Regions from separate parts of the Homo sapiens genome. Here region 2 is linked to region 1. A link is an interaction called in ENCODE POLR2A ChIA-PET data of the cell type or tissue named here. Cell type or tissue: HepG2. All regions are shown on one strand.

Region 1 (8,000 bases):
ACTACATCATTCCTTTGTATCTCCAGAAAAATACCCAGAAATCGACTTCCTTAAAAAAAAAATTTAAGAGACAGGGTCTCACTCTGTTGCCCAGGCTGGAGTGCAGTGGTGTGATCCTGGCTCACTGCAGTCTCGACCTCCTGGGCTCAAACGATCCTCCTACGTCAGCCTCTGGGCTACAAATATATGCTACCATGCCTGGCTAATGTAAAAAATATATATTTTTTAGTGATGGGTCTTGCTATGTTGCCCAGGCTGGTCTAGAACTCCTGGGCTCCAGCACTCCACCCTCCCACCTCAGCTTCCCAAGTACCTGGGATTACAGATGTGAGCTACTGCACCTGTCTCTAGAAATTGGCTTTTTAAAGTACTAAGAAGTCTGGCAGGGTAACTAACACATAGTGATGACTTAATAAATGTTTGAGAAGATGAATGAGAGCCAATTGAAGTGTTGCAATGATTCCATGAAGTGTCCATAACTGAAGTTTTATATTGGATTCTTTAGTAGAAGAGACTCTGTCCCACCTGACACCAACCGAGTCTCAGGTTCTTCTGGGTCCTCAATACAGCTGAGGAACCTGTGTTTTCAACACACCCTTAGGGCAGGGTTTTGAGTATAAGAAAACTGCTTTCCTCAGCATATTCTCAGGGTTCAAATGACACGGCTGTTATCTGAAGGTACACAGACCAGAGAGCGCAGCAGTGCCCAGGTTAAGATGTGGTTTCAGCTGGGCGTAGTGGCTCATGCCTGTAATCCCAGCACTTTGGGAGGCCAAGGCAGGCAGATCACAAGGTCAGGAGTTCGAGACCAGCATGGCCAATATGGTGAAACCCCACCTCTACTAAAAATACAAAAATCAGCCAGGCATGGTGGCAGGCACCTGTACTCCCAGCTACTCGGGAGCCTGAGGCAGGAGAATCGCTTGAACCTGGGAGGCAGAGGCTACAGTGAGCCGAGATCGTGTCACTGCACTCCAGCCTGGGTGACAGAACGAGACTCCGTCTCAAAGAAGGAAAAAAAAAAAAAGATGTGATTTCAATGACTACCAGATCCAGGACTTCTGTACAGCCAGCCCTGGTCCTCCTTCTTTTGCTTTCCCCGAGTCAGCCTCCTCTGTCCGCTGTCACAGTCCTTTCTCTTACCTGTCCATGCTCTTGCTGCCTCCAGCTGCTACTTCCACTTCGTTTAGCTCCCCCCAGAATCCTGGCCCTGCCCCCATGCCCTGAGAACGTTTCTTCTGGTCCTCAGCATCCCTTAAAAACCTGATCTGAATTGCATCATTGTTTTCTCCTGCCTTACGGATCTCCAACTTACACTATGTGGAACAATTAGCTACAGGTGCTTAACATGTACGAATAAAATATTCATGAGCTGGCACACCACAGAGACTGCACCCTCAAGTGCCGGATGCAGGCTGGCAGGGGTGCCACTGTCCACTCTGTTGATAATGCTGATGCTGCACCAAGCGCACCACCAACCAGCCTGGACACCCGGAGTGCCTCCATCTTTCTGGGCTTCGGTTTCCTCGTCAGAAAAATGCAGGGACTGTGTTATATTGAGAACTAATCACTAATTTATCTATTAATTCAACACACATGTTTGGAACACCTACAAAGGCAGAGACTCTAGTATTAGTACTAGTGCACTTTACCAGGCACTAGTGACACCAACATAAATAAAACAGTGGTGCCCTCCAGTGGTGAACAGGCAGTGGGCGACATCAGCAAGGGCAGTCCTAAGCAACCACATTTTCTGACTGTAAGACGTAGAATACCAGTGTTCTAGTTTTTATGTTCGTTTCTATTTCCTCCTGTACTATCTTTGCAATTCTCAAAACAGCCAAATTTAGTTCTGATGGTAATTAGAAATTGTGATGAAATTGGCACCTGCATAAAAGGCATATTTTAAACTTTTTTTCCTGTTGATTATCACATTTTAACCTCTGATGCTGATGATACCTATGACAAAAATATTTTTTTCCAAACGAAAAAATTGTACTTTGCTTTATTTATGACCATAATACTTTCTTATTAAGAATCAAGATTGGGGCCAGGTGTGGTGGCTCACACCTGTAATCCCAGCACTTTGGGAGGTCGAGGTGGAGGTCAGGAGTTCAAGACCAGCCTGGCCAACATGGTGAAACCCCATCTCTACTAAAAAAAAAGAAAAAAAAAAAGAAAAAAGAAAAATATAAAAGTTAGCCGGGTGTGGTGGTGTGCGCCTGTAATCCCAGCTGTACCTGGGCAACAGAGTGAGAGCAAGACTCCGTCTCAAAAAAGAATAAAAATAAAAAAATAAAGATTGGTAGGGGCTGAATTAGGAAAGGAAAATCACAGAAATTTAACCAATTATGCTTTTCCTTGGGCACTTAAACAACTTTATTCTAACTACATAAGGGTGTTTTTATAGCTTAACATAGGCAATCACAATTTGCAATAATTCAAGCAGAACTTAAACTTGATCACCATTGTTTTTAATAAGTATTATGAAGCAATAACCTATTTTTTTAGGTTCAAGTAAACAACTAGAATATTATATGGAGTGCAAGGTAACTAAAACATCAACTTAAATTGGTTATAAGAATGTTTATTTTCATATTAAGTACTACAGTTTTGTACTCTCAGCTCTAGCTTCCTATTTATATTATCCCTTAATTTAACAGAAAAATCAAGAACTAACTGAATTATTAAGGTGAACTCCTTTACTCCTTTGAATGGGCATGAATTTACCTTGCAACTCACCTTGAAAAGAGCATAAAGTTCTTCCAGCTCATCAATGGTAAAGGAAGTTTCTGTCACAATGGTTCGTACCTATAAAAATATTAAGCAAAATGAATTTCACAAACTCAAAAAGTGCCATGCTGGGAAAATCCCTAATTTTTCCCTTTCAAATTGTTTTCAGTTCTGTCAGGCAGGAATCCACAGCCAGCAGGAGTGTGAAGAAGGAAGATGACAGAGGTTGCCTGCTACTTCTTAAAGGACTTACCACGTTGCGTTTCGTAGTATCCTCCAGCGTCTGGATCACTTTCAGTCTCTGTTTGAATCTCATCTGTTCAATCAAATCTGCCCGGATAGTTCCGAATTTCTGTAAAGGAGCAATATTGGTGTCTCTGAAAAAATCTCTTACAGCACACAATGTCCTGTCTGCAGAATGCCTGCAACACACTCTTGACACATCAAAGAAATGACTTCTCATATGATGGGCATCCTACAGTACACCTTTAGCTACTGTTTTAAAGCCACCGAGCAATCAGAAATAAATATCTGGAAATTCTCAGGCAGCTCAGCAGCTGAATTAAATTTCAGAGTCAAATGTATTTTCCTTAAGTCATCAAGTTTGTCAAGAAGGGCTAAATAAGGCTACTTGTGTATGAACAAATGCTTCAAAGAAAGAATCTTCTCAACTAGCAGAAAGGTCTAAGGCTAACAATTAGACTAGAAGATTGGAAGAAACCTCCAACCCTGTGTGAGTCTCCCTGCTCCTGACCAGTAGGTTCAAGAGCATTTGTCCATCTGGCCCAGAAATGCATGCTATGTGTCTCCTGATGGCAGACACTGTGAGCTAGCCATCTCTTCAAGCTCCTTCGTACCCCCTAAATGTTTGTTGTCAAAAGCCAAACCAGTCTTTCTATCTGAAGGCAGAGAAAGAATTTGTAAGATTTTATATATCTTAGGGATGCAAAAGAAAGACAAAGAAACCCTGGTTAAAGTATGAAGCTTAACCCATGGAAGCAGTGACTGCAATAGTTAAATATATTTGGAAACCAAAAAAGTATCTGAGACAGGTCTCAATCAGTTTAGAGGTTTATTTTGCCAAGGTTGAGGAAATGCCTGGGAAAGAGATGCAAGTCACAGGAGGCTATGTGGCTTGCACTTTTTCCAGGGAAGGTTTTTAGGACTTCAATATTTAAAGGGGAAAAGGGGCAACAGGGGGAAGAAAGGGGAAAGGGAAAAAAAGAGGGAGGGTATCACATGTTGTGTGAAAAGGTGGGGAAGAGGGAACAGTCAACTCTGCATTTGTCTGGCGCTCAGTAAATCTGCACTTTACATAAGATAAACGTAGAGGAAGATGACAAATATGACCTTATCTTAGGGTGGTGGGGTGGGGGGGGGAGTAGGTGGGGGTGATTTCTAGTCTTCTGTGGTCTTGTACCTGTGAAGAGCTGTTAATTTACATTGTCAGGGTGAGGGAGGCCCCCTTGGGAGACATGAGGCCGTCTATCTTGCAGCTATCTGTCTAGGAACAAAAGGAAAGGCAGCTTTTTGCAAGACTCAATTTCCAAGCGTAACTTTTCCCTTTGGCAAACTGAGTTTGGGGTCCTGAGATTTTGTTTTCCTTTCGCATATTTAAAGGATAAAGAAAAAGCTGACAAACAGCATCGAGTGTTGGTAAAGATATAGTGCAACCAAAACTCTTATATACTGCTGGTTGGAGTATCAGTTGCTACAACCGTTCTGAAAATCTGTCTGGCAGTATCTACTGACTGAACATTCTCATATTCCACTACTAAGTATATAACCCCCCCAAGAAGCATATACATATATGCTATATATATATAGATTTATTTTACTTTACCGAAAGACATATGCTAGAATATTAATAGTGACACTATTAACCAAAAGTCAGTAACCACTCAAATGCTCATGCACAGAATGGATAAAGAAATGGCAATATCATCACATAATCAACTATTTTGCAGCAATAAAAAGAACAATATATTTAAATCTTACAATCATAATACTAAGCAAAAAAAAAAAAAACAAAAAAAAACAGAAGCAAAAGAGCATATTCCGTGAGATTCCATTTGTATCAAGTTCAAAAGAAATCAAAGATCATCTACGCTTTTAGAAGTCTGGAGATTTATTAACCATGGTTGGATGGACAGTGATATGAAAGGGGCACAAGGGGCACTTCCAGGTTGCTAGCACGTTCTATCTTTTGATCTGAGTAAACAGTTACATGAGTGTATTAAAACAGAGGCTTTAAAAAGAGTGCCTTTGTGAGCCTTTGACCTCTTTATCAATACCTACTCCCCAGGAATTTGCAACCATTTTTATCACCTCCACTTTTTGTTTTATTGTTGTTGTTAAAAATGAACTCAGTATGTTTAATAAAGTTTGGTATTATCAAAATCGCAGTACAAACATCAAGTCACACGCCCACATGACAGAATTCCATTTATAAAATGTTTCTCGGGAAGCCCCCACTGGGCCCGTGCCCAAAGAGAGCCTGACCACAGCCTGGGGTCTCTGGGTGGGCAGAAAAGGTGAGTATGGGGGTGGGGAGGAACTCGGGGTAGGGGGAGGAGGGCGGAGAGGAAGGAAAGTGGAGAAAAATGCAGACTCAGAAGCAGTCCATATAACAGCTCAAAAAGAGCTAGCCGGCGATATTATCACAACGATACAGTACAAATCAAAGCAAAAATAAAAATAATTTGGCCGATACAGCAGGCTACACTGCCAAGAACCCAGATGGCGGCCTTCCTGCGGCCATCCGCACGGGCCTCCTCACCCCCCATCTCTCCCGTGCGCCCACTCGCTTCCTTCTCGCTCACTCGCAGGCACTCTCTCGCTAGGAAACACAGAAAGTATTTTGTGTTTGGAGATAGTAACCTTAGTCAAATGAATCTTCCGAAGAGTCGCTGAAGGAGGAATGCACCTTAGCCTCTCGAAGCAGCAAACAAAACCACTGCTTCCTGCTGGTGGCTGGCTTAGGTTTCAGAGTCCGGGAGGGGGCGGAGGAGGGGGTGTGTGCCAGGCCCTCTTGGTCAGCTAGGGGCCGCCAGCTGCCTTGCTGTCCTTTGCCACCATGCCACACAGGAGGGAAGGCATCAGTTTGGAGCTAGCCGGAGGGGCCTTGGGCGGGCCACTCTCCTTCAGGAATTCTTCGTCTTCCTCTGAGTCTGTATTGTAAGAGTAGCTGCTCACTTCGGAGGCAAACGCGGAATGGGCCGACTTGGGCTGGCCTCTGGCCTTGAACCCCACCCCTATCTTCCTGGCTTTGGCGGCCCTTTTGTGTTTACCTTCTCTGGAAGATTTCAGAGACAGGCCGGAGGCCCTTGGCCAGCACCTTCCTGTCCTTGCCCAGCAGGCTGTCATAAGGAGTTAAGTACTTGCTGCAGCCCCTGCCAGTTTTTGATTTCCCCCCAGCACTGTCTGAAAACTTGAAGGGTGACTTCAACTTGTCCTGCTTGGTGAGGGAGAGGGCCTTTGTCGAGCTTGCTTGCCAACTGCTCCTGGTCGCTGTCCATCTTCTTCTTCTTAATCTTCAGCTGACTTATGAACTTAGACGAAGCCTCGTGTTCATCCCAAGTCTGGTTCCTCTCCCTGGCTTTCCCTGTTCCAATAAGGGCATTGTGTTCCTCCTTGGGCCCTTTGTGTCTCTTCCTTATTCCTGCTCCCAGCTCATAGTCATCTGATGTCGGCAGAGATTTGCTGCTCAGCTTTCCGCTACTGTTGCAGTTCTTCCCCCTCTTGCGGGCGGGCGACAGGGCTCTCGGGGGCGTGGGTCTGTTTCCACGGCCTGCGTGCCAAGCTTCCATGGGACTCCTCGTGCCTGTCCTCGGAGTCCCGGCGCCGCTGCAGCTTCACCAGCTCATGCTGCTTCTCCTTGTACTGGTGCTGGACCTCGGCCCGCCACATTCTGAAGTCCAGTTCCAGGACGTCCATGTCCTCCACGGAGGACTTCATGGGGTACATCCGCTCCTCCTTCTTGCGCATCCAGCTGTACTTATTGTGGGCTTCAGCTCCCGTGGGAGCCGCAGGTTCTTGAGCGGGTCCCACCACGGGCCCATCCAGCACCTCCCTCAGCATGTGGCTGCCGGCTGCCAGCAGGCTCTCCAGTGAGGGCCGAGCCACCAGGGCCCGCTCCGCACCTCCCACCTTCTTGCTCCTCCTCTCCAGCTCCAGCTCTGCGATCTCGCTCAGCAGGGTGATGCCGTGCAGAAAGCTCTGCTCCAAGACAAGGCTCTCGGCAGCTTCCTGCTTCTCCAAGGCCTGGACTCCAGTAGCACCTGGGGAGGGCAGAGGCCTGGCCTGGGGCAGCTCCATGGCCACCTCCATGCCAGCCAGTGGGTCTTCCAGGCCGGGCAGGAACTGCTCAGAGCTTGCCTCTTCCAGGTAGCAGGTGCTGCCGGGCACAGGCACGGCCTCCCGGGGCTCCAGTCTCGGGCACTCTCCCTCCCCGGCGGGCACGTCACAGTCTGACATTTCTAGGCTGGGCTGGGGCTCGCTCAGGGCCGCCTGGGCCAGGCCTTCCTCCGGCGCTGCCTCTGCCGCAGGAACCGCCACAGGCACCTCCACTGGCTCCTCCTTGGCCTCCACTAGCGTCTCGGGTGTCAGCTGCACCCCCAGGTCCAATGCGGCCGTGCAGGGTTCTGTCCGGCCCGGGGAATCCACGCATGCTTCAGGCCCCTCCGCAAAGTCTGGGCACTCAGAGGGCTCGGTGCAGCCCTGCCCGGTGGCACTCAGCGCCTGGGCCTCCAACGGGCCACCTCTGCATCCGCCTGCAGGGCTCGGGGTAGCCATGGTTTCCATGGCGGGCAGTGGCAGCGGCAACTCCAGAGGCGGCAGCTCTGCGGGGCGCTCGTCCACATCCTCCACCTCCACCTTCGCCTCCTGTTCAGCCAGCGGCTCTTCCTCCGGGTCCTCCCGCAGCGGCTCTGGGATCTTGGAGGGGGACAGGAGGATGAGCTTGTCTTCGGGCGAGAGTGTCAGGCGCTTGGTCCCATCAGCTGGGAGCAGCACATCAGGGGCCAGGCCATCCGCATCGGCGGCCACTGTGGGCTGCCCCAGGAAAGGGTAGGGCCTCCCGTAGTGTGGTGGCAGGGCTTGGAACGGATACCTGGGCGGCATATCTGAGAACAAGGCCTGGAAAGTGCTGGGGGCTTCCTTATCCAACTCCAAGTCCTTCTTCTCGACCACGTTGTCGGGGGTCTCTTCCTTGCGGGTGATACCCGGGGTGGACAGCAGGGAGTGGGGAGGCAGGCTGGTGGGGTGGG
Region 2 (8,000 bases), 88 kb after region 1:
CTACATGTCAAAAACACCATTAAATTAAGAGAAATTGGAAAAAAAAAAAAAACTTGCAACTCAGATCACACACAAAAGGCTCATGTACCTAATATACAAAGTTCCTAAATTGGTCAATAAGAAAAGGAGCAACCACCAAAAACAAAGTGGGCAAAGAGCAAGTACAATTTATAGGAAAAAAATCTATAAATGGCTTGTAAACATGAAAAAATGTTCAACAACACTTAAAAGAAAATGCAAATTAGAAGTACACTGAAATATCATTTTCACTTGTCAGAATGGCAAAAATCCATAATATGATAACACATTCTGTTTTGCAAGACTGGGAAAACAGACATTCCTCACACATGGTTTGTGAGCGTGCAACTTGGTAAAACCCCTAGGAAGGGGAATTTGGCAATACCTATCAAAATTGCAAATGCATATACCAATGGCCCTACGATTTCACTTGTTGAAATTTTTTCCACAAATATATTTCACAATTAGCCAAATAACATATGTACACGGCTATTTATTGCAACAGTTTTATAGTATATGCCGAAAAATAGAATAAACGTCCATTAACAGAGGAGTAAATAAAATGATGGCATTGCCATATAATGGAATGTGCAATCATAAAAAATAAAAAGCAAAAGAAAGATGACATGCTATGTTTTGATACAGAAAGATATACCATTGTACGGTAGATGAACCTGACAGCAATAACTTAAGCATACCCTGAGAACGACCCTGTATGGTCTATGCACCTGATTGTGTGTTCAGAGTTCCAAGTTAAGGAATTCAAGAGGAGCCAACCTGGAGATTCATTCCTCATCTATGAGGAACATCTGAACCCCTGTCAGGTCCAGCGGAACAAGAGCTGTACAGGGGATGGGGGCCCTTTGTTTTAGTTTAAATGAAGGTTGCTGGGTGGAGGTTGTTACGGGGAGAGTGCTAAGTTAAAATGTGATATAAAGTGCATGCTTTTTACAACTGGTGGCAGTTCTCCTGTCCAGCTCACTGACACTGGACCACTCTGGAAATAAGTTCCCTCTAGTAAAACCCCATATCTCGTTTGCTGGATGCGGATCTCATCTTTGGCCTCTTGAGCCTGGTGCCTTCCCTCCTGGAGTTAATAGGGGTTGGGCACGGCAATTGTTCACTGAAAAAAGCACGGTATGGAAAAACCTTTTTGTACAAAGGATTCAGGGAAGTGTGGGATAAAATTACATATTGTAATTTGCTTGTACATGCAAAAAGAATCTGGAGAACATGAAAAAATAAATACAATGGTGACCTAGAGTCGGTGATAATAGGGCTGAGAAATTTTCCACTGTATGCTGTTTAATATCTTTGGATCTTTGAACCATATAAATATATTGTTACTCAAAACTTTAAAAAATTGGCCAGGCACAGTGGCTCATGCCTATAATCCCAGCACTTTGGGAAACCAAGGCAGGTCTCCTGATCACCTCAAACTCCTGATCACTTCAGGTCAGGATTTCAAGACCAGCCTGGCCAATATGGCAAAACCCCGTCTCTACTAAAAATACAAAAATTACCTGGGCGTGGTGGTGCATGCCTGTAATCCCAGCTACTTGGGAAGCTGAGGCAGGAGAATCAATCAAACCTTGGAGGTGGAGGCTGCAGTGAGCCAAGACTGCACCACTGAACTCCACCCTGGGCGACGGAATGAGACTCCGCCTCAGAAAAAAAAAAATTTTAAAAATTTTAAAAAGTATATTTGTGCCTGTGTCAAATACATTCTTTGTTGAGAACACTAATAAATTATTAACCTCAAGAATTAGGGGATGCTTGAGGGACAGCTGCTCAGGGTCAACATGCGCAAACTTTTCTCCTCTTACATCTTTTCCTAAATGTGAATTATGGGGCTTGAAAGTAGAGACATTCTCACAACACCCCTACCCCCAATACTACCTTGTCTTGAAATGGTGTTACTTAAATACACACAAACATAAAACCAAGTATAAACTTCTTATGTTCAAAGCTCATTTATAATATAATTATAAAACCAAGCTATATTTAAAAATAAATATGGTAAAATTATAAAACCAATGAAAGTCTGAAATAACCACATTTACTTATTGTGCAAGATGAGATTGTTTTGTTAAAACTAAATCACGACTTGATCAGAAATGCTGTACAGAGTAACATGGCCCAAGTTCTCCTGAATTCAGCATACCACATTATCTTTGTTACACAAAGCAGTTACTCTACCACAACTTTTCTCTATTCTTTGCTTAGTGTGCTGCAAAATCATTTGCCCTTCTTTTGCCCAAATGCATCTGTTACATAGTCAAGCTGCCTCTGTCATTTACTCAATATCTCATAACAACTGATATGCGGTCAACCCAGTCATAAATCCAAGTGCCAACTCAAACACTAAAGTTGGGTGTCAGTGGTGAGTCATAAGGTGGTCATTCTGATAACCCCAAATAAACTTGTATCAAGGTTATCTTGTTAGCATTCTTAACATCATAACAAAAATGAAAATATCAAATTTAAAAATTATAGAGAGAACTTAGACTCTGAGAGGTATACAGATCCCCAGCAGTTCACAGAGCCTAGTGTGCAAAACACAGCCATAATGAGTTACCATCTAATTATCTGTAATTTGTTTGAAATGCAGTGATTGCCCCTATTCACTGCCCCAGTGGAAGACTCTACTGTGGATCTGATTCTCAAGCCCCTGAGGGGTCAGACTCCTGACTACCTGGCTCTCTCCTGGCTCCTGCATCTACTTTCACCTTTGATTCTCTCTTTGCATCACTGCCCACAGCAGTGGGGCAGGCCAGGCCCCATTCTGGTGGCCACGTTCAGGCTCTCAAAGCCCAGCCTGGGGCAGAGTCCCAAACCACCTATGGCCTAGGATGGAAGCGTGGACATTTTGTGATGCTATAATCCCCATTCAGCACAAATAACTATTTTCCATAAAGGGCACATATATTACAGTGTGCATTTGAAAGCCTCTCATTAAGTCTTATCAAAAACCAAGAAACTAATTTCCATATTAAAAATCTATTGTTCTGACTCAGAATGTGCTATTCAGCAGATTCTTGCTGAATACAGTCTCTTAAGCAAAGAAATTTGTCATGTATTTCTGCATCCTTGGTGCCTACATGTGATAAGCACCTAATATCTGTTCCATGAGTGAACAAGTGAATAAATGAATGAATGAATGAGTGACGAATTAGCCAGGAAGTTAAAAAAAAAAAGGGGTGGGAATGGCATAACACCCATCAAAGTACTACCTGCTGGTAAACTCCACCTGAGCAGTCAGTTGGCCTCTCTTTGCTATCTCTAGTTTCTCTAATTGCACGGAAGGAGTATTACCTTTTGCTAATTAAATTCTTTCTCCAGATAAAATTTTCTTTAAGAAATCATAGTCTACCAGAAAAATAGAGTAGAGTTTCCATGCACATTTCTTTTATTTTACTTTTTTACTTTTAACTCTAGCTCCTATAGGAGGAAGGACACATTTATTTTTAAAGTATTTGCAGAAGTAGTATAGGGAGTCATTCTGATATTTGGCCTGTTGCCATGGCTAAAGCTAAAACAAGCAGGTTCTACTGGCCCAAAGTTAATAAAGAAAGTAAGATGGTAAACACTGTTCCACCAAATGCAATGCACACAGTTGTTATAAAGGTCACTGGCTACATACTGCAGACATTCTTTTGATACCATATTCTGCACCAGTCAGGAATGTTGGCCATAATCCAATGAAAGGGGAAAATAAACAGAATTCTCTCAAAGTCAAGTGTTTCTGGGTTATATTAAAAAATTTTTAACTTTAAATGGTAAAAAAAAAAAAAAAGTAACAGTTTTAACAAAACTTTCAATTAATTTAAGTTAGCCATCTTAGAAAAGTAGAAATCTACTTGTTTTTTTTGTTTGTTTGTTTTGTTTTTTTTGAGACAGTCTTACTCTGTCACCCAGGCTGGAGTGCAGTGATGCAATCTCGGCTCACTGAAACCTTCACCTCCTGGGTTCAAGCGATTCTTGTGCCTCAGCCTCGCGAGTAGCTGGGAAGCTGGGATTACAGGTACGTGCCACCACGCTCGGCTTTTTTTGTTTTTTTGAGAAGGAGACTGGCTCTGTCGCCCAGGCTGGAGTGCAGTGGCTCGATCTCAGCTCACAGCAACCTCTGCCTCTCGGGTTCAAGCGATCCCCCTTCCTCAGCCTCTCAAGTAGCTGGGACTACAGGTGTGCGCCACCCACACCTGGCTAATTTTTGTATTTTTAGTAGAGACGGTGTTTCACCATGTTGGCCAGGCTGGTCTCAAACTCCTGGCCTCAAGTGATCCACCTGACTCAGCCTCCCAACGTGCTGGGATTACAGGCATGAGCCACTGGACCAGGTCGAAATCTACTTCTCTGGATGAAAACTGAGGCACATGGAAGGTAAATAAATTTTCAGTGTCATTCTGGGGCCCATGCTAGATCCTCTTGGCAATGCTTTAACATCTTTCTATTCTTCTTACTCTTTCCTGTTTTTGGATTTTCCCTCTGTCATGCAGTCCTCATTTGCCACAGCCATTAATTGGTTACCCTCTCTGAAGGTTGACATTTCACGTTTCCCATAACGACAGGATGAAACCACCTCATTGGATCTCAGAATGTGAAGCTCTACGTAAAAGTAAAATTACACAGACGTAATGTGTATACTAGATAATTTACTTTTCATAAGATATGAGAGATATGCATAGTTTGAACAAATCCTCAGTTTCAATGAGATTTAACTAATCCCAGAAGATTCTGATGATATGAAAATGAGATTGCACTCAAACACATTCTCGAACTGCAATTTATCCATCACAACAGCAAAGGGCCCCATGGAGGCACCAGGGAGATGATAATTTCAGTTCCATGTAACAGGTTGCACTTCCCTTCCTTTTGATTTTCAAAATAGAATAAAAAATAATGACACAACAGGGTTTTTCTCCCTTGCCATATTCCTTTGTAAAAATCCCCTTTTGGGAGGGTAAGGCAGAAGGAGCATGAGATCAAGAGATTGAGACCATCCTGGCCAACATGGTGAAACTCCGTCTCTACTAAAAATACAAAAAAATTGGCTGGGCCTGGTGGCATGCGCCTGTAGTCCCAGCTACTCAGAAGGCTGAGGCAGGAGAATTGCTTGAATCCCGGAGGCAGAGGTTGCAATGAGCCGAGATTGCACCACTACACTCCAGCCTGGTGACAGAGCAAGATTCCATCTCAAAAAAAAAAAAAAAAAAAAAAAAAAATCCCCTTGAGTGGTTATTTCATTGAATCTGAGCAAACAACTATTTTTTGTCTTTTTTTCCCCCAGGGGGTACCCAGCACTGAGAAAGCACTGTTTTGAATGTATTGTCACCACCCACTTTTCCAGGTATTTTGTTGTGGCTTCTGCAGGGCCAAAATTCTCCATTTTAGCAAGAGCCAGGGTTTATGCCTTCCCCCGTATAGACTCCTGGAAATCAGGCAGAAAAAAGTCTTCACCCACTTTATGTGTCTCTTTGTGTAACTTCATAAAGCTTCAGCCCTTGAGTCCCACTCTGATTCCAGGCACTAAAAAGCTTTTTCTAAGAGTTGAATCCTTGATATGATAAGTAAGCCTGCATGGGACCATCATGAGTAGCTCTTCCTCATCAGGCCACTGTAACATTAATGTCTATCCTATAGCCTGGTGTTTGTCAACGGGCCACTCTGAGACCAAAGGGAACCTGGTCAGGAAAAAGCCCTCTGCCTTACATTGTTGGTACCAGGGGATATCAGATGTTGTCTAAGACTTTCAAAGATACCCTGACAAATAATGGATCTGACGGCACTGTCTAAATGAGACATCAAGAAACAGGACATGGGCCGGGCATGGTGACTCATGCCTGTGATAATCCTAGCACTTTGGGAGGCCGAGGCAGGCAGATCACCTGAGGTCAGGAGTTCAAGACCAGCCTGGCCAACATGGCAAAACCCCGTCTGTACTAAAAATACAAAAATTAGCCAGGTGTGGTGGTGGGTGCTACAATCCCAGCTACTCAAAAGGATGAGACAAGGAGAATTGCTTGAACCTGGGAAGCAGGGTTGTAATGAGCCTAGATCTCACCACTGCACTCCAGCCTGGGCAACAGAGCAAGACTCCGTCTCAAAAAAACAAAAATAAAAACAAACAACAAAAAAGAAATAGAACATGAATTTGCTTGTACATGGAATCACCTGATGCACAACGGTATGGAGCTGAGGCCCACAGGGAGCAAGTATGAGGCACGAGTACTTGCACTCTAAAATGGAGAATCCTGCAGATATACCTTCTTACTACTGGAACTACTACTGTCCATTCTGAAGATGCTTTGAGCTGGTATTCCGAAGATTCAGAGAGTAATTGCTTGTCATCAATGAACTCAAGTTAAATGATGCTCGTCCTTTACCCAAAGACAGTCAGCCACATTCTTACTCAGACCATGGGACCATTTGAACTTGCTTTTGAGGTTCTAGAAATGCAAGGGGGAAAGGCAGGTAGGCTGCAGAGGGTTTAAGCAGGTAGACTCAAGGAAGACTGCCTGTGTTTACATACCACCAACTCAAGCACTTATTGCTGAGTAGCTTCTCACTCAGTGCCATCCTCTGCAGCACAATGATGATGGTAAGTGCTACTTATTGGCTGTTGTGTTGGTCAAGAAGAGAGCATGTGTAAGGCACTCAGCACAGTGCCAGGCTCTCAGTAAACACTCAATTAATATTACATATTATTAGGATCACTAATTATTATGTGGAGTCTCACTGCCCAAATCCAGAAATTGTCTCCTGACTACCCATTAAAGAAGGAAAAAGGGCTGGGTGAGGTGGCTCACACGTGTAATCCCAGCTACTTGGTAAGCTGAAGTGGTAGGACTACTTGAGGCCAGGAGTTCGAGACCAGCGTGGCCAACATAGTGAAAACCTGTCTCTATAAAAATAAAATAAAGGTTTCTAGAACCACCAAAATGATTGATTCACAAAAGGGTAAATGGTTTCCAAGCTGTTGCGTGTCTTATAGAATGAACACCTGGTCTAAAATCCTACACAATGGCACCATAGTTTTAAAACACATACACACACACACACACACACACACACCCCAAACATTTGCAGGGTACTTCAGTGCACTCACTACAAATCTGATCGTCACAAAAACTCCTGAGGAGCAGATACAATTTTTTTTACTTTATAGCTCTATGAAAAAAACACGCTGGTGGAATTTGGTCTCAAAGCCAAATTTTCTTATTCTAAAACCTCTCTTCTTTCCACCATACCATAAAAGAAAATGTGCCTTAACTGGTATATTGGTGTTCCATCTGAGTGATGTGCACATTGCATAAAGCTATCTGGATGAGAGGGATGGGTGGTGCTGAAATCTAGCCCCAGCCCTGCGTGGAAGCCTGTGCCTTTCTGGTGACATAGCTCAGAAAGGATATCTTTTTCTAAGTGCACAATGCCCACATAGGCCCTACTCAGGTAACGGCTCAGAAGTCAGGCTCTTAACCATAAGTCTATGCTCACTAGTCTGCTGTCCCTAGAAGTAGTACCAGTTGAAAATGCAAATTCAAAGGAGTATTGATAAACATACGAATAACATATAATATGCAGTGGTTTTAATTTATTAAATGGGAATGAGACTTAGAGGTATGGGAGATATTATACCTTAATCTTCTCCAGTTGACCTCCAAGACATCAAGTCTCCATGGACAGTTGCTTGTCTTTGTCAGAGACCTGTCACAGGTCTTATTTAGAAAGAAAACCAAACACTAATGGATATCTTTGGGCAGTTGCAAAATATTTAAATCTGCAAATACATTCTGCCTTAATAGCCAGATACTATTGTAAGATGTCTCAAATATAATTACAAGAAGACTTTTGGGAAATTAGAACACCTTTCCCATTTAGGACATTGTTACTGTTTACTCACCCATGTTCTCCAAGTCCTAAATAAAACACTGCTCAGTTCTTTCTTCCTCTCATTAAGTACTTATTTAATTAACTGAAAT

The links. ChIA-PET counts read pairs that join two places held together with the same protein. Peaks named below come from ENCODE experiments on the same cell type or tissue, not always from the same donor. Only the 100,000 strongest peaks of a DNase experiment are listed, where the experiment ranks them.
Region 2: POLR2A ChIA-PET joins it to region 1 with 5 read pairs; 5 of 35 experiments call an interaction of 5 or more read pairs at or near these places.

Annotation. Positions count from the first base shown.
Region 1 is chr4:140,636,344-140,644,343 of GRCh38, forward strand. It overlaps TBC1D9 (TBC1 domain family member 9), which reads right to left. Exons shown (of 21, transcript NM_015130.3): 14 at 2,987-3,085; 15 at 2,743-2,811. It also overlaps the pseudogene TNRC18P1. Among named protein-coding and RNA genes, the nearest start is that of UCP1, 71 kb to the left of the region's middle. RefSeq lists an enhancer at 7,251-7,924. In HepG2, CTCF peaks have their summits at 1,697 (motif pointing left) and 5,758 (motif pointing right); DNase peaks (open chromatin) are centred at 1,698, 4,928 and 5,718; H3K4me3 peaks cover 1,618 bases.
Region 2 is chr4:140,724,603-140,732,602 of GRCh38, forward strand. The region is part of intron 1 of TBC1D9 (TBC1 domain family member 9); the gene reads right to left. LOC124900786 (a long non-coding RNA gene) reads left to right here and starts at 4,014. Exons shown (of 3, transcript XR_007058282.1): 1 at 4,014-4,042; 2 at 4,340-4,401. In HepG2, no CTCF peak of the experiment used is centred here; a DNase peak (open chromatin) is centred at 3,619; H3K4me3 peaks cover 288 bases.